Regions from separate parts of the Homo sapiens genome. Here region 1 is linked to region 2. Evidence: chromatin loops called from intact Hi-C (ENCODE). Cell type or tissue: HCT116. All regions are shown on one strand. Each heading gives the region's core, and the rest is flanking DNA. Links, peaks and the distances in the headings are about the cores only.

Region 1 (10,039 bases), core at 1,435-9,434, 630 kb after region 2:
ACTGGTTAACCTTCAGGTGCCACACTCCTGGAGCTCTAGTAACAAAAGATAAACAGATGCAGGGGATATGGTCTCTGTCTTCAAGAAACTCACAGTTCAGTTGGAGAAACAGTCATGTAAACACATCATTATAATGGAGTGAGACATGCTAACAGATGCTTGTAAGGTGGGGCTGTGATGATAGACAAGGCATGTTTGCTTGGGGATTCAAGGAAGACCTTAAACAAAGAGTGGCTTATAGGCAATATTTTGAAGAAAGAATTGGAATTACCAAGGCAGGTCCAATAAAAATCACACAAATAGTGAAATAGTTAAATTAGTCAGTTAAATAGATAAATAATTATGTGAACTAAGCGATTAAGATTCAGGTGCTATTCACAAGTAACACCCTTTTTGAAACACACGAGCATAGCAGAGGATAGACAATGTGAAGCAGAGAACCTAGCTATAAATGTGAAGCAGGGAAGTGACCCCTGGAAATATATTCAGTCCTATTATCAATCTCTAAAATACAGAATCAATATATGAATTCACAGGATTTTTGAGGAAAGTATTTGAACCTGTTCTGTGAATTCTAAAGTATCCTACAAATGTTATCTACTTAATTACACCAATTTTTGTCCAGTGAGTGTAGAAGTAGAGGTAACTTAATTATAAAGATGTGCTTCTTAGAAATGGCAAGACAAATTTTCACATCCCTCTTTAGTATAAATATCATTTCAGTAAATTATGAGATGCTTACCATAAAATCTTTTTACATCACATTATTGTCATTAATGTCCACAGGCCTAATCAATACTTGAACAAGGGCAATCACAATGAAGCATGGATCATATTTAGAAGACATCTTTTACAACCGAAAAGTCTCTGAACAGAGGACAGTCCTTGCACTCTGAGTATATATAGTTTTATTTTTCCTCATTATTCTATTTTATTTCTGAGCCAATGTAACTGTCAGTACAATTATTGTGTCATGTAAAATTTATTTTCCAGACTTGCCCCCACCTACATATTGTCAGTATAACAAATAATAATATTGTAGTCTACATAGCAGAGTACAATGGTAATAGAATCAACATCCAATTCCAAAATCAGGATATTTTTATAAGTTTTTTCTCGAAATTGATGTGCAATGAATCTGACACAAATCCAGTGTTTGGCAAAAGCCTGCCTGAGGGTACTCTTCTCTGTCTGCTTCTTGCTGAAGCATATTCTTGAAGCCAAAGTATAGACTGAACACAGGGAACTTCAAAAGGAACTGCTGAGTCCTGCACCTCCTGTCACAGCCAGAGAGATATGCCCATATCTCTCTGTAATTATTGATTTATTGACCAATAAAGTAGACATTTGTATTTTTGCCACTCAGAATCCACTTCCCCTATTTTTAGTGTAAATATACTATTTTACTTCAGAAAACTACCCCTTTCAGCTTTTAGGCTATGATGTGTCTGCAGAGATAATCCCATCCCTAAGCTTGGGGTAGACATTTGATTTGGGCCTAAGCCAATCAGAATATATTATCTTTCATGAAAATGATTGGTTCAAATATGTCCACGTGACCTCACTGGAGACCATGTGACTATGCTGGAATGGCTATCAGGTACTATATTTTAATCACAGAAAGATATCGTGTCTGAGGATGGAAAGAGAGATCAAGAGATGAAGAGAGTCAAACAGGGCCCTGATGAAGGCGTCTGACCCTGTAACCAGCCATGCCAGATCAAATTCCAAACTTTTTGGACACCTAATCTGATGAACTTCTCTTTACCTAAACCTAATTTGGGTCAAGTGTTCTGTCACTTACAGTGCAATGAACAGATACAATCAATATCAACGATTTAAGCCCTATCCCTGTTACTAGCAAGAGAAAGAAATGTAGCTTATTTCTTGCCTGTTGCTTCCCAGGCTGCCCCACATTGTCTGTGTCACTCTTGCATATCCATGCCTGGTTTCTCCTAACTAGGGCCTATACCTCCTATCACTGAACTTGTAAATCACACCCTAATAATGACTTGGAAGAAATGGGTTATACTTACCTATAACACTCACAATTACTCTATTCTCACTTTTGCTTGCCTGCCTTGAAGCCCCTTTCAAGTAGCAATATAACCAAACACCGCATGTTCTCACTCGTAGGTGGGAATTGAACAATGAGAGCACATGGACACAGGAAGGGGAACATCACACACCGGGGCCTGTTGTGGGGTGGGAGGAGTGGGGAGGGATAGCATTAGGAGATATACCTAACGTTAAATGATGAGTTAATGGGTGCAGCATATCAACATGGCACATGTATACATATGTAACAAACCTGCACGTTGTGCACATGTACCCTAAAACTTAAAGTATAATTAAAAAAATTACTTTTAAATGATATCCACAGCTTGTTTTTCTGTTTCTGGTTTACAGTTGAATTATACATATCATCATATTTGTCTTTGTCCTGACTATACTTTTATTCTCAAAGGGCAATTTGTCCTTTTACATTGTGGAGCTCTGCTATGACAACATTTTCATATAATGTTCTTTCCAGATTGTTTGGAAGAAGAGCTTACACTGCAGTGGGTTAAGTGCGATTTCCTTTGCTGAGTGGCAATAGCAACCTTACTTACAGAATTAAGCTTTGCCTTTTTTTTTTCTCTCTCTCTCTTTTCAACAGTACTAGTGGGATGCTTTCTCCTGAAAAGCTGAGTATCTGGCATATGGAAAAATCAACTATTTGTAGTAAAAGCTTGAGGCTTCCAAGGACTTTTGTGGGCATCCCATATAAATTCAGTGAGTTGGAATTAACAGGTCTGTCCTTGCATAAATGAATAGAAAGCCTGCAAAGTAATTCTTTGCTAATCACAGCAAATTAGTCCTGAATTCTACTGACATGGAAAGATTCTAACTGGCATCAAGCCTGAAGACTAAAAATAATTATATTGCCATGGATTAGAAAGTGTCAATATTTACATGCCTTAGTGGGATGTAATCTTTATTGAAAACAGAATGACTAAATTTTACCCAAAATTGTGATACTCTGATTGTTAACATGTTTTTGGACTTGATAGATGTATACCTTCTTGTCTGAGGACTGAGTAGAGCCATAAAGAAATCCAGAAACATCTCTCATTAATATTCTACCTTTCAAGACTCCTGAGATATTCTTTTTCTTGTCATTTAACAGCATTTAGTAGTTAATAATAAATTTATTTTACATATTTTCTGAAAAATATTTACTGTACCAATCTTTAACTAGATAGTAGAGATACAATTATATGAAAGAAGAAAAAGTCCCTTTCTTCATGGAACTAATATTCTAACAAATACTCATATAGATAACTGCTTAATTAAAGTTTTGAGGAGTATAACTACTATGCAACCATAAGGTAAAATTTATTATGGTTAAAAATGTATAAATAAACCACAAGTCATCTATGCATGTGGACATTTAAAAATGTTAATTTAAGAAGTCACTACAGTCTAAACCAAACAGACCTCCTATCAAGTGGGAACTTATCACTTTTTAAATCTTGTCTCTCAAGTCATTTATGACTGCAGAAATAAATAGGAGCCTCAAGGAAGAAAATGATCAACAAGAATAAAATATAGGTTAAGGCATCAGCTATACTTATCTTCACAATTATGAGAGCGAGCTAATTAAATATGACAAACTTGACAAAGCAACATCAATTTCTAAATGTAAATATAAGAAACTCATAAAGAAAGCTCTGAAATCAGTCAGTCAACCAATCAATCAAAAAACTGAATAATTTCTCTCTTTGCCTCTACTGTATTTCTCTTAAGATACAAATGAGTGCATTTTGAGAAGTAAATTTTGAGAAGGGAGAAATGACAATTGTGTGACTCCTATGGAGTGAATAGAAGCTAGATAATCAGGGAAAGGCAGGGATGGCGGCTCCTATGACAGTGAGCATTTGTCCAAAAGATACAGCTGTACATGACCCAATGTTTATGATTCCTGAATTTAAAAACAAAAAAGATGAAATGATGACCAAGTTTTGAGACCACCGATTTGCACTTAGGAGCTTACAAATTGTCAATCATGCTATAGGGTAGTGTACACATGCGTGGGAAATTTGTATTTGAACATTTGCCCACAACAGCAGCTGAGGAGAAATCCACATGAAGTTATTCATGAATTTAATCTTAGAGAAGATTTTGAGTCCATGTAATCTGATTTTAAAACTGCTGTTATGTGATATTTGTGTAATCAGAGAAAAAGGAAAGTTTCAACTACTTGGAAATTGAGCCTATTTAAAAAAAACAAACAAAAAATTTGTGTTTTAGTGAACTTGAGAATATTAAAACTTAACTACTCAAATCTATCAAAATTATATACAATTAAGCACTATTATGTACAGAATGGTATAGCAGCAACTGTGTCCTTTCATTCTCATTTATCCCTTTATAACAATTATTAAATAAACAATCCCTCTTTGCACTTATAAATGCTTATGTTGGATTTATAATGTATATACAGCTATTTCTGTGCAAACTGAAAATTATAACTAATTGATTTTTCCTTTTAAGTGGTATTTGCAAAAAATCTCCAAACCTTTAATATGATGGATGTAAGTAACATTTCCACAAAAAGAATTTATTTTAAACTGTTTACTTTGTTATGCTTTGGAATATTTAACTCAATAGATTCGGCCTCTTTGAATAATTAAATCTAAGTCACTTAGAAGAGAATTTCTGTAAAACTATAACTTGCATGTGTGTGTATACTTTTGGAAATGCTTTAAAAAACTGAGATTTTTAAACTCTATGTCTGAGAAATAAAAAGCATCCTTTACATTTTGAAAAAAAATTAAACATTTTCAATCATCAGAGTTCAACTAAATTTCACAAACTGTAACCCTGATTATTTGAGTCATGGCAAATGCAATAGAGAACTTTCAAAGTATATTATATTAGGGAGATTAGCTTAGTATTTTACATATATAACTCATATAATCTTCTTAATAACCCAAGAAGAGAAGTCATTGGTCCATATCACATAGTCTAACTGATGGAGCTGGTATTTTAAGCCCAAGAAATCTGACTCCAGAGCCAAGCATGGCATATGTATAAATATGGTGAAAAGTAAGATAACTTACATAAAGTATATTTTAATAAGAAAAGGGAAAAATTATGGTTAAGTGGGGGTGTTGTGAAAGATCCTTATTAAACAGGCCTAGACTGGACTATTTAGCCTAGGTGGATCAATCTACAAAATGTTACTGATATAAAACTTGTATACAGATATACAAGTCAACCCATGGTCTACAACAATGGACAGGGGAAGCTGCTGTAGATAGCAGGGTTGTGGATGATGCAAAGAATGCGTGATTGCATTTCACATAAAAATAGATTAAAATAACTCTTCAAGTATTGCACAGCATCTTAATAAAAGGATACAAATTATACAGTATATAAAACAGGTGACAGTGCCCTCTGGAGGATGCTACTGAAATTTGGCACCAGCTACCTATTCAAGAATGCTGCAGGTAAAATTGACATTCTTTCATGTATCAGAATCAGTGTGCTTCGAAAAATACAAGTGCAATGAAAGAACTGTTCACACTGGTTCTTCAAACTTGTCCTCAAAAGGCAGCCTTTGTAGTACTACCAGCTTAATGCAAGGATGTAGATGGGGTAGTATTGGTTTTTATAATTACAGGAGAGATAGGTTGCAATAATCGAATTTATGAAAAGTGTTATCAATTGGTTACTAAGAATTTCAACCAAAAATATTTTATTAACAAGTAGCCATCCCAAACTGTAGCAAATCAGGAACTGCATTTGACCAAAGATTTTAAATATGCTACCATCATTTGTATCAGCTACCGTTCTGCTTATCATGTTATGACTTCTGACAGCAGGAACGGAATGCCCAGTGTAAGTGTGAATCTCTTAATTTAGTATTTGGTCTAGAACCTTTATGTTCACTACGGAAATGGCTCTCTGGCTCTTCATATTGTCCCTTTGACACACATACACAGACACAGAGAGAGATACTGTGTACAATTACTTCCTGAAACCTGATATCAAAGAAGGTTTGCAATCGAAATACAAATCCCTAGGGAAAAAAAGTGCAAAAAGAAAAAAGAGAGAGAAGACACATCAGAAAGACCAGAGCATCAGAGATTCCACTTCAGATAAAGTACCAGAAGTTAAGAAAGCAAGAAAACAGACTCTAAAGCTCAAATTAATTTTATTTTCTAAAGTCACAGTAATTTCTGTGTCACCACCATGCTAGAATAAATTAATAAACTACCTTGAAATTACAAATCATTCATTAATATGCTGGCTTACTTCCTAAAAAATCTAACTGGTTATTCGTATATCTGCTAGGCCACAAAAGAAATATAAATAAAATGAATAAAAATAAAATACTTAGGGGACTCTCCAAAACTTGATAGCTTGAGATTAAACCTGAGGCAGAGAAGTCAGGGTCCAAAAGTCACTGCAGGTCCTATGTTACTTGTGTTTCAACTTGGGAAAATTGATAAATACATAAAAGTAACTAACTTTATCTCCCTCCTCCTGAAAAGGAAAGACAGCTATAGTGAATCTTATTTTTATTTTCCTAAGAAAGGACTCCAAGCTTATTAAAATAACCAATTAATTAATTTAGAGATTCTTGTTATTGTTTGTTAAAACACCAAATTATATTACTAACAACACTCACATTTTTGTCTGTTTCACTGCTTAGTACTTTAGAATAACTCTAGTGCACAAATGTGGTAGTAATGTATTATCCCACATATATTAAATCATTATTATATTTTAAAAATCTAGATAAAATACATAAAATTGAAAGTTGTTAGCCTCCTAGCATAAGAAAACACAGAAATGTCAATCAATGAAAAATGAAATCAATATTCTGTGTCTGTTGAATGCATTCTTCTTGCTGATAATTACACTTAAAAAAATGAAAAGGGAGAAAGCCATAATACCTTGTTGTCATAGGATATTTATGCTTAAAGAAATATGGGATATAAAATTTACACTATATAAATGAAAAAAAGCCACAGTTATAGTATTAAAATGTGTGCCCACAGACATGTGTATACCTTTTGACTTTTCTCTGCACAGTTTGTATAAAAATCCCAGAGTCCACTTTGTTAATCTTGAGAATGTCTGGCTTTCTGCATAACCTGCTAATTTCTTTCCAGCCCCCTAAAATGTGGCATCTGTTATACTGAATGAACCCTCTCCTCATTGTTTCTTAATGGTAGGCACCACTATTATTTACTTACTTACTGACCTATTTATGTATTTAAATAAACAGAAGTTGTCCCTAAGAGATTGCCACTTTTAGGCATAAGTTACACCAGAAGCTGCCATCTTCTCTCCTTTCTCTCATCATTAGATATCCTTAGAGAAAGGTAAACTACTTCCAGCCAGCTCCATTTTCTCAGCTCCCATTTAATTTTAAGTCCCTTACACTTTAGCCTATGCCTTTACCATGACAAAGCAATTGCCTTGAAGGCTTACAGTGATCTCCTTTGTAAACTCAGTAACTGCTCAGCCTCATCCTCCTTTAACCTCTTGAAAATATTAACTAAAGAACTTCTACACAGCAAAAGAAACTATTATCAGAGTAAAGAAACTATTATCAGAGTGAACAAACAATCTACACAATGGGAGAAATTTTTGCAATCTATCCATCTGACAAATGTCTAACGTCCAGCATCTACAAGGTACTTAAACAAATTTACAAGAAACAAACAAACAAAAAACCCCATTAAAAAGTGAGCAAAGGGCAACATGAACTGAGAGTTCTCAAAAGAAGACATTCATGCAGCCAACAAACATATCTTAAAAAGCTCAACATCACTAATCTTTAGAGAATACAAATCAAAACCACAATCAGATAGCATCTCACACCAGTCAGAAAGGCTATTACTAAAAGTCAAAAAACAACAGATGCTGGGGAGGTTGTGGAGAAAAAGGAACACTTTTCCACTGTTGGTGGGAGTGTAAATTAGTTCAAACATTGTGGAAGACAGTGTGGCAATTCCTCAGAGACCTAGAGGCAGAAATACCATTTGACCCAGCAATCCCATTTCTGGGTATATACCCAAAGGAATATAAATCATTCCATTATAAAGATACATGCACGCATATGTTCATTGAAGCACATTATTTTATGCCAGATGCTATGGTTTGAATAGTTGTCCCCTCCAGAACTCATGTTGAAACTTAATCCCTAGGGTAACAGTATTACGAGATGAGGTCTTTAAGAGGTGATTGGGTTATAGAAGCTCTGCCCCCATGAAAAAAATCCATTCACGGATTCATGAATTAATGGATTAATGCATTATCATGAGAGTGAGTTGGTTATCATAGGAATGGGCCATTATATAGGCTAGTTTGGCTGTCTCCTGTGAGCCCCTCAGAATGTGATACCCTGTGCTTCCTTGGGACTCTGCACCAGCAAAAGGCCCCTCACCAGATGTAGCCCCTGAACCTCTGACTTTCCAGCCCCTAGAACGATAATAAATATGTTTCTTTTCTTTATAAATTACCCAGTCTCAAGTATTCTGTTAAAGGAACAAAAAATTGAACAAGACATCAAACTTTACAGTAATTCCTTTATGCACATTATTTTGCTGAAAACAATCTCTTTTTTTATGTTATCCACCACTGATCATCTGCATTTTTCAAATGGTAGTTTTTACACTTTACTATACATCACATTTATTTTTGTGCAATTGTCTCTCCCTAAAGAGTAAAATTTTTGAGTTTGACTTCGATATCTAATCCTTCCCCAATGCTTCCCACAGGACCCCAAAGAAACTAAGTTAGGAGTTAACTTACAAGACTCCCTTTTCTTGAAACGATCTGCATAAACGATTCATAAATATAAAATACACACACACATACCCATATAGACACACACGCATGATAGTTTTCATAAATTATTGCAACACTGTTCATCAAAAAAATCAAATATTCTCCATGTCAATGTAATTAACAGTCATTAATACAGCATGCAAAGATCAAAAAGAGATTGGAGAATTCTACTGGGAAAAAATATATGGTTGTTCTTTATAACAAGAGTATCTGACTCACTGCTGTTACTCTAATTTGATGACTAGAAGGGAAAGCATTGCTTGACTTTGCTATCCTCCTATCTTATCTAGAAAACAGGGATGAGAGAAAATGACAATCAATCAAACATATGAATAAAAATCAAGCCTTGAAACATGCTCATTCAAATGATATGAATGAGTGCTCTGCATTTCTACATTACTGAGGCTGCACACTCAGCCGATGAAAACCTCAGTGCCCTAACTCACTGCATACTTTGTCGATCAGAAACACTAGTATCTTGCTGCAGAGGGAATGCTGCCTGGATTCACATGATTACCTTTTTGATTAGCTTTCCTACTCCCATTGCTACAATTTGTCCCCTGTTGCACACAACTCTCTTGAAGGAAAAAATATTTCACTTCTATGAACAGAAAACTTTTTAAAATTCTTGGTTTATTTTATGCCCCTTGGATGACATTTATTCCTCAGAAATAGTAAAAGTTGCTTTTATAAAGCAGCATTATTTTTTTAAAAAATAGCCCAAGCCAGTTGGTGGCATTTCTGCATCTTCATCATAAAGAAGCATATTGATTGGATGAAAACGCTACATAAACAAATTGCAACAGCCTGTTTGAGGGGAAATTGCCCTGCCCTAATGAAAATGTAAATAACTAGCAAAGCAATGCCAACTGAAACAATGGTCTAGTTGGGGACAATTCTTTTCGTTGTAGGACTGCTCAATGCAAGGGGGTGGGGGGTAACTTTAACTGGCCTTCTGTGTCGTGCTCCTTCAGGATTTTGCTTAGAATTGCATGACTTCCAGCACTTAGGAGTCTGTGGTTTGATTTTCACTTGTGAAGTTGAAAATTGCAGCCATGATAATTAGCAGTGACTGCATTTCATCATGCTAAGCAAGGAGCATGCTCTTTAAAATACACCAAGTAGAAGAAAGCAAGGTGAATAAAAATAAAATGCCAGTATTTGAAAATTAAGCCAATGTATTACTAAA
Region 2 (10,039 bases), core at 1,274-9,273:
CTATTATGTGCTCGTCACGGAAAAGGACTGAATTCTCACAAACACAGTGAAATACACCATAAATTATTATTGATTTAATTTTTTCTTGTAACATAATTTCTAAATAAGGAAAATAGTTTAAAATGACAACATATATGATTTTCATTTTACTCCTGTTTTCTCTGCATCACCTCCTTTTTTTTTTACTTTATGTACTCTTCATAACTTATACAATTGACTATACAGTATATTATACTATGGTAACATGTCTCCCAGTAATTCAGTGAATTTTGAAGGCACTAAAATGTGCAAATTCCTGTGACAGACACCGTGTGGTGAAGATGAATAAGATATGGTCTCTTCCCTGAAGAAGAAGACTACAGTCTAACATGAGGGTGGGCCAACTATAGAACATGAGGGTGGGCCAACTACAGTCTGTGGGCCAAATCAAACACACTACTTACTTTGGTAAATTAATTTTTATTGCAGTGCACCCATGACCATTTAGTTACACATTTCCTATGGCTGTTTGCCACCACCACAATGGCACAGTTGAACAGTTGTGTCAGAGACTGAATGGCCTGCAAAGCCTAATATGTTCACTATATGACCCTTTACAGAAAAAGTTTGTCAACTCGTGGCTTAGTAGATATTATAGACACTGAAATATAAAAGCAACGAAAATGTGAAACTGGGCTTGAAAATTTTAAGGAAGAGAATGCTTAATTACAGTTATGTAAATGGAGGACGATTTCATGAGCACAATTTATGTGGATGCTAGAAAACCAGTAGTCTTTCAACTGAAATAAATGAGCTGAAGAGAATATACTGGTTGCTGACAGTTTTGAAGTACTACCAAAGATAAAGCACATATTTCTATCAATTAATCCTTAATTATGACATAGCAGTGGTAGAAGACTTCCAAAGCAATAATAGGAAAGTCATGGCAACTTTTAAGCTCTATTACGGTTGCCAGTTATTTCTAGATGATGTTAATGTGATTATACAAATATATTCTTAGAAGCCACATCAAGCCGGGCGCGGGGGCTCATGTCTGTAATCCCAGCACTTTGGGAGTCCAGGGCAGGCGGATCACGAAGTCAGGAGTTCGAGATCAGCCTGACCACCATGGCATAAACCCCGTCTCTACTAAAAATACAAAAATTAGCCGGACATGGTGACAGGTGCCTGTAATCCCAGCTACTCAGGAGGCTGAGGCAGGAGAATCACTTGAACCCGGGAGGTGGAGGTTGCAGTGAACCGAAATTGCACCACCGCACTCCAGCCTGGGCAACAGAGCGAGACTCCTTCTCAAAACAAAAAGAAAAAAGAAAAAAGAATCCACATCAAATACACACTAGATCTTATTTATTATTAGAGATTACATCAATTACCAACATCATGATTTAAATTTTTATATACAAAAATAAGAGTTTGTGTTGGTAAATATATGTTTATACTTTTGAAATCTAATTGAAATGTATTTAAATAAACTATTTAAATAAATTTGCAGAAAATATCAAAGCACAGCTATTGGGGAGAAAGAAGAAATATATAATTAGTGAAATGTTTTGAGTAAGTAGACATTTTTAAGGATGGTAATAATAGGTAAATATTTATAATGGTGCAATGATCTAAATGTATTTGCTGGAATCATGTAGTGAAATTAGTATTTTTCACTTTTGCTTAATTACCTATTGTCATTGTTATTTTACTTAGCATGCCTCCTTCACTTTAAAATCTCACAAGATGGCCTTCAGATTAAGATTAAATATTTTAAGACAGTTTGTCTTCTAATTTGTCTCCTGATTTTCATTTGACATTTAATTTTATGTTCATTTGCTTCCCAATAACTAATGCTAAATTTTCACATATTATATTTTATTTATAGTTTGCACACTAATAATTTACATAGCATTTCTTTTCATCAGTAGTTTTAGAACAAGAATAGCATGCAATAATAGGCTGCTTGTAGTACTAAGTTCAAATATGTAGGCTTCATATATAAATCATAGTCCTCATAAATCGGGGATAATCTTGGAATATTGGATTTTTTGCTTCAATCCAAGCAGATAATATGAAAACAAACCTTTGATAAGAATGAAGCTATTATCCTGGCATTGAGCTCATTTAGGTTCATTGGGGACAACAAATAATGCTATCTAATTAATTAGAATGACAGGAAACTGCATGACACATTTCTTATGGCTGGCTGGTTTAACATTCTAAAACCCTCCTGTTGATTAGAACTTGCATGTTTTAAATAGAAAAGGATGTTAGACATCCCATCTGTTGTGTAGCAGAGCTTCAGGAAAAAAAATAAAAAAGGTACACTCAAGTCTTGATAAGTTCAAGTCAGCAGAACAAGAGAAATGTAACATGTTATCTGATACACAACATAACAGGGGACTAATTGTTTACAAAATTCTTTTGTCTTCCATCAAGATGTAATTAAGAAATCTAACTATTTAAAATTTTGGCAGTTTTACATTCAATTTACTCATGTAACAAACCTGCACATGTAAACCCTGAACCTAAAATAAAAGTATAAAAAATTAAATTAATTTAGATTTTTAAATAAAGACTGTCTGTCGTATTGTAGAACACCTGGCTAAAGTTCAGAATTTTTCCTCCATGTATATGTGTATGATGCAATTGAAGAAGCCCATTTGTTTACAGGGTTATACTCAGCACATCATGCTATAATATAGACTATTAGATCTTCATCTCCAATTATGTGCATAGTTTGAAAGAAGTTTGTTAGAAAACAGTATACTTAAAATATATAATACTATTTCATGACTAAAAACATTCATGGGAAATTCATGTAATTTTTTTTATATTTCATATACTTTTGACAAGTATACTGATGAAAAATGAATTGATATATTGAAGTCCATCTGAAGAAGGCTGAATATACATTTACTGTTTATTTGAGTGACATTATAGAATCATCTAAAAAATGTGAATGTGTAAGTATGCTATCTGCTACTTGGTTGGTCAAAACCAAAACTGAACCAAAATCCATATTTATTTACCAGCAAGATTAGCTGGTGCTCAGGGAGGATCATCTATAATGTCTGTAAAACTCCCATACTCATAAAACTATTCATGAAATATAACAATAAGCAAATTCTAAAAGTGAAATAAAAGCAGTCTTTATACTTTCTTTCATTTCAATTCCATTGAAAATAGTATTCTTCAGTTTGAAAATCGAAAGCACCCGTCATTCAATGTTAGATTTGGCAATCCATAGCTAATTTGTAGCTCATATGCAAAGCAGAACCTAGGACCAATACATAGATGAAGGACAGAAGCAAGGAAGGGATTTATCCTGGTATAAAATGAAAGAAAAATAATGGCAAGGAAGTGCCACTATCAAAATTCCAGCTACTTAAGGCAATCTTGTCAAATACTATACATATCTTGAGATGAGACAAAAATGACATATTATCTAACAGAAAATAGAGCTAGATTAGAGTACCAAGATGTACATCGTAAGTGTTCAAAAAAAGGATCTTCTTGAAAACAACCATAAAGTGTAGTAAAAAAAAAAATCAACTATAATCTAGGAAATAAATTAATGTGAAAGTAGTGGAAACAAAAGTACAATATATTTAGTCATAAATACTAGATAATTACTTCCTGCACACTACACCAGCAATGGGTAGATTCTTTTTAAAGAGATAATCAAAAGGAAGATGCCAATTTGGTGAAGTATTTTGTGTCTTATTTGGAGCTGTATTTTCCTAACTCTGTACTCTCTTCGAAATATATGTTCTAACTGGTGACTTTGTCCTGCTAAATATTTCTCAGATTTGTCTGTTTTCTTTTTCATTTCCACCAAGGAGACACTGAACTCCTCAGATACACTCATACCCCTCTATCATCTATTCTTTATTCTACACATAGAATGCAAACTTTAAAACAAAATCGGAATTGATCAGATCAATTAGTCTCCTATATTAATCTTGACAATGCCTTTTTTGTTTTCTTAGAATAAAGGCCACAATTATTAGTATAATCTACATGGGGCTTCCTTGTGCTTGTCCCTGGCCACTTCTTGGATATAAGTGCTTACAATGGAGAATAAAACAGTAAGAACTGTGGTTCAAGTTCCAGCTCTGTCACTTTGTACCTACATATCCCGAGCAATGTTCTCAACTCTTCTCTGAACCTCCATACAATTATCTCTAAAATTGAAAAAGATATCTGACTTGAAGTATGACTCTGATGATTAGATACTGTAAGTGCAAAATGCTTGGTTTGTAATAAAAAATAGCCCATCTCCATGCAGCACTTCTAAAAGAAGCTAAGTCTTAGAAGTTTTAATAACTTGATCAAAGCTACACAGTTAATAGATGATACAGATGGGAATATCACACATAAACACACACATACCCCCACACCCCCTCCCAACACACACACAGTTGTTTTTTTTTTGTTGTTGTTGTTGTTTTGTTTTGTTTTGTTTTTTTTTTTTTTCCTAGCATGGATTGAGACCACCAACAATGAAGCTTCTGGGAGATGGGGAAGGGATTCATATATAATAATTTAGTAAGTGACAACTACTAGCATTAGATTAATCTTCCTTCATTTCCTTTCCTTGAATATATTTCCTCTTTCTGTATTCACTTTCTAACTCTGCTGAACAAGATTTTAACATGGGCTTTGTAACTTTAATATGTTTTTGATGACCCTTAGAAATAAATGGTAAGTGACATGTGTACTGTATAGCCTTATAAAGGAAAAAAGGAAAAGTGTGTCTCCTTAGAAGTCAGTACCCTAGTTGACTTTTGATCACAAAGAACTCCGTAGACTGCATCTTGTTGCCAGTATTAGAAATACAATCTGAAGGAAGCTTTACATTGGTAAAAATATCGGTTAACTAAACTGATATCTACTAGCTATTTACATAATCAAGCTCTCTCTCTCTCACACACACACACACCATGCTTCATCTACAAAACTTCATGCCTGGGGTGCAAGCTAGTGATAACTGAAATCCAGAAATAAATTCTACATATTTGGAATTACAGCAGGAGGTTTTTGGTGTGTATTTGTTTGTGTTTTTACTTTTAAGTAACCTACAAAGAAGTCCTAAGAAGTAACCCTAAGTCAATAAGAAAGTGATGGATATGTCACACCCACTGAAGCTATTTTCAAGTGTTTTAGATTTCAAGAGTTGTAGGAATTCTATTTTGGTTTTTTGGATTTCACATAGATTCTATTTTGGACCCAAGCATTTCACAGGGTGCTATTTTGGATTAAAAAAAAAAAGCTTTACTTAGCTATTTAAAAATACACTAATTGAGCAAGGTAGGTGGATGTAAATTCAACCATGGCTTTTGTGTATAGCAGGGATCAAGACACTGTACATGCAAAATACAGTGTCTACACTTAGGATATGAACAGAGATGTCTTTAAAATAGGTTTTGAATAAAAAGATATTATATAATACAACACTTGCCTAAACATTTTTGATTTCTTTTTTCTTTCAGCTACTTAAATTATATTAACTCTTAAATGATATTCTAACATATAAACACGTTTTTCATTAATCAATTCTACCAAGAACATGTAATGTACATTTGAGTCAGCTCAATGTACGATAGCTAAATTTTCAGTTATATGGTATTGCACAGGCAAACATATCTAGTTTGGCTGCATTAAAATTTGACCCTTGCTGTAGCCTGAACAAAAGGGATACTCTAGAAATTACCCAGCAATTGAGAACAAAGGTTCTGAATTGTCTGTCTAAACAACAATTACCTGTAAGAGTAAACTCTGTGGGTTATCCCCAGTTTCCATTTCAAGAACCTATTCTCAATCCTCTGCCCTTCTCTGAGGTGGGGATGAAGGGTGGCTGATCTGATATGTTACATCACCAGATTCCATAACCAACTGGCTTTCAGCAATAACTTTTTTTTTCTTCTGAGAAGGGGTCTTGCTCTGTCGCCCAGGCTGGTGTACAGTGGTGCTATCTCTGCTCACTGCAACCTCCACCTCTTGGGTTCAAGTAATTCTTGTGCCTCAGCCTCCCCAGTAGCTGGGATTACAGGCCTGTGCCACCATGCTAATTTTTTGTATTTTAGTAGAGAAGGGGTTTCATCATGTTGCCCAGGCTGGCCTCAAAGTCCTGAACTCAGTCAATCCACCTGCCTCAGCCTCCCAGAATGCTGGGATTACAGGCAGGAGCTACTGTGCCCAGCCTCTTTTTTGACAATAATTGCATTCCTTCACAGCACCACAAGGTGGCCTTTCCTTTTGCTCCCAGTATCATTAATCTCTGGTAACATAATTTCAGTCCCAGTAGAAGTAATGCTTCCCCAGTCCTGATGATGTCTGAGATCCTCAGCATCCCTTACATGCTCCCTTAACTTTGTCCATGCCTCTGTTTGAAATTCCTAACATTTGAACCACCTGTGAATTTTGTTTGCTTTGGTGATACTGACTGATATGTTCAGTGTATCCAGTTGATGACAATAATTTCTGACCTGCTCTTTGAAATAATTATGCTGTAAACTAAAGAAAACTTAATCATACAAGAACAAGAATTCCACACTGGATTCCACACCATTTTTCTAAGTAATATATTGCTTAATATAGTCTAAGGACAGGCACTATCCTTGCAGACAATTATTTTTATACACACATACTCAGATCTTATGTACATAGATCACCATTTATTTTAAGGTGAGACTCTTGTTTTCAAAGTGCAATATGTAACTCATGCTCCTCTGCTTATCTTTTCCTTAGATACTAATAGGAGATTGTGGCCATCCTGTTATATCTTACTCTATAATTTCAGGGAGTTCACAGATAATGTCATATATGTTTTCTCCATGTCCAGCGACATTCCTTCATCTACCCTAGTCATGGTCAGTGCTGAAGTCTTGAGGACCTACACAGTGTAATGTGCATGGGAGGTCTCTCCTGTCTGCATGTGAATGACATTCTGACAACTACTGCCAACGGGCTAAAGCTCTCAATAGAACTCATATACGCACAGTAGTCTTCTGTCAATCAAAGCCATGCCTTACTGAGGAGACTGCTACTCTCCCTCACTTTGTGACTACTTTCTTATGTAACTAAAAAAGCAATATTGCTCAGGTTCCCAATCTATCACTAGAGTTCTAGTAAATATAGCTCTTCCAGACATCCCATCTCATTTGCTTGACATTTCATCAAAAATCAAGGAATTCAGGTCAAGGGCCCAATATACCAGATACATAGCACTGGTTGTTCTTACCTTGTTTTTGTTTTCTTAAGTGTGTGTGTTTCGTCACACCTGTTTTAACAAACCCTCATGCAAATTTTGACTCTGTAACTGAGCTGACAAGACACGCTTAGACCTAGCTGAAACCAAGGGATCCAGCTGAGACCACTTGACCTATACAAATTGAGGTAAAGGGGGTCAGAATCATGGAACCGGGTATTTAGGTGTTTTCTTCCTCATGTTGGGAGTATAAAGTCATATTTTGGAACACTCTTAGAATTCTGTATGTATTAATTACATTAGACTCACATGGGCAATGCCTAAATTAATAATGGTAGATAGTTGTTTCTTCTACCTGCGTCACACACATGAGCAGCATTTATCCAACTGATATTCATAATTTGTCCTTATTTTTGGTTATATTTATAACCAAAAATTCATTTTTAAATCTTAAATCCCACGACCTTTTTTTTCACAAATTATATTGAAATCCTATATAATTTCAGTGTACACCTTCATAAAATAGTGCTTATGTGGAATAATGTAGCTATTCAACTTTATCTCTCATGTTTTAGGCTAACAAAAGAGTTAGTTCCTTAAATATTTTCCAAACACCATGTAACAATTTTGATTTTCAGAAGCTTAGATAATGAAATGGAATACAAGATGATAAATGAAATAAATTAGAACCTATTTTTTGATTCAAATTCTGAAAGAAAATTTTAAGATCAAATAAGAAACAATTTTATATTTAAAGCTCCTTTTGCAGCTATTAATTTTAAAGTAAATTCTTTGTATAATCACTTAAGTTGTTTTATTGCAGGATGCTCCTTCAGTCACCTACTCATAACCGTGCAGTTTGCTTATTTTTATAAAATTGTTTTTTCTGGACAATAATTTAATTTACATTAAATCAAAAACTTTGTGGGATGGGATCTGGAGAATGTTAAGAAGAAGCACTGGTGACTCTAATGCTTTCTAAAGTTCCTGTAGTTTCTTCATAGATGGAGCTGGAAGCCACTATCCTTAGCAAACTAAGGCAAGAACAGAAAACCAAATACTGCATGTTCTCACTTATAAGTGGGAGCTCAGTAATGAGAAATAAAGGGAATAACAAACACTGGGGCCTCCTTGAGGGTGGAGGGTGGGAGGAGGGAGACAATCAGAAAAAATAACTATTGGGTACTAAGTTTAGTACCTGGGTGATGAAATAATCTATACACAAAACCCCTGTGACACATTTACCTGTATTGAAAAACTGCACGTTTCCCTGAACCTAAAATAAGAGTTAAAAAAGAAAGTTCAAGTAGTTTCTTTAAGCTGGAAACTATTTTACATTAGTCAAATAGAAACTATTTTACATTAATCCTTATATTGCCAATACCTACTGCAGCACCTAGAGCAAAAAAGGTAAATAAATATCACATAAACTAAATCCATGAGTTTGGTTAAATAAATAATGGTGTTGATTGATTTCTTTGCTCCCAGTTTCTCTTTGATGTGACTTTTATCCTACTCAACATGCTTTTTTTATTCTCTAACATCTGAGAAGTACATAAATTCTCTTCTCCCTTTGCTCCCATAACCCATGACTCTTGATTTTTATCCTACCCCATAGGCCAATTTTTTTTATTTTTATTTACTGGCTTTTCTTCTTACAAGGTTACTACTACCATTACTATACTTCTTGTAAGGTTACTATAAGTCAAAACGGTTAAATAAATTGTGAAAATATTAAATGATATGCTGCAAAGTGAGGATATAAACTAAAGTGGTGACTCACTTCTCCAACTTCTTTTGTGTTTGTTGTATTTTTGGACTTAGCCTTCATACTTACCTAACATCTTCTTTATGGAATGAATGAATGAATGAATGTATTTATTGAATAAATTTCTATAGTATAGTATTATTTGAATGAATTTATAGTATTTATTGAATGAATGAATGAATGCTTGAATGAGTGTGTAATATAGTCTCTCAGTTGAGACAACATTAGAGGTTGTCTAATCTACTTTCTTTTCTTTTTTTAATTATACTTTAAGTTTTAGGGTACATGTGGACAACGTGCAGGTTAGTTACATATGCATACATGTGCCATGTTGGTGTGCTAAACCCAGTAACTTGTCATTTAACATTAGGTATATCTCCAAATGCTATCCCTCCCCCCTCCCCCCACCCCACAACAGGCCCCGGTGTGTGATGTTCCCCTTCCTGTGTCCATGTGTTCTCATTGTTCAGTTCCCACCTGTGAGTGAGAACATGCGGCGTTTGGTTTTTTGTCCTTGCGATAGTTTTCTGAGGATGATGGTTTCCAGCTTCATCCATGTCCCTACAAAGGACATGAACTCATCGGTCTAATCTAATTTCTTAGTAGTTAAAATCACAAGTTTGGTCTATATGAGTGTGGTGTGTGTGTGTGTGTGTGTTCCGGATTGAACAATAAATGTGTCTATCACTGTAATTATTGAAGTCCAGAGAATGTAAGAAACTTGTCCATTAAAAGTCTACCCACGGCCGGGCGCGGTGGGCTCACGCCTGTACTCCCAGCACTTTGGGAGGCCGAGGCGGGTGGATCATGACGTCAGGAGATCGAGACCACCCTGGCTAACAAGGTGAAACCCCATCTCTACTAAAAATACAAAAAATTAGCCGGGCGCGGTGGTGGGCGCCTGTAGTCCCAGCTACTCGGGAGGCTGAGGCAGGAGAATGGCGTGAACCCGGGAAGCGGAGCTTGCAGTGAGCCGAGATTGCGCCACTGTGGTCCGCAGTCCGGCCTGGGCGACAGAGCAAGACTCCGTCTCAAAAAAAAAAAAAAAAAAAAAAGTCTACCCACATTGGGTT

What was found. A loop is a pair of places that touch in the nucleus more often than their neighbours do. Peaks named below come from ENCODE experiments on the same cell type or tissue, not always from the same donor. Only the 100,000 strongest peaks of a DNase experiment are listed, where the experiment ranks them.
Region 1: a loop joins it to region 2, with 2.9 times the contacts of the local background. A loop is called at or near these places in 15 of 110 quality-filtered maps.

Annotation. Positions count from the first base shown.
Region 1 is chr4:31,041,325-31,051,363 of GRCh38, reverse strand. All of the region lies in intron 2 of PCDH7 (protocadherin 7), which reads right to left. Among named protein-coding and RNA genes, the nearest start is that of LINC02497, 120 kb to the left of the region's middle. RefSeq lists an enhancer at 7,166-7,735. In HCT116, for the core only: a CTCF peak has its summit at 5,456 (motif pointing left); a DNase peak (open chromatin) is centred at 5,450; H3K4me3 peaks cover 741 bases; H3K27ac peaks cover 8,000 bases.
Region 2 is chr4:31,670,711-31,680,749 of GRCh38, reverse strand. No RefSeq gene overlaps it. Among named protein-coding and RNA genes, the nearest start is that of LINC02501, 170 kb to the right of the region's middle. In HCT116, for the core only: a CTCF peak has its summit at 6,240; a DNase peak (open chromatin) is centred at 6,249.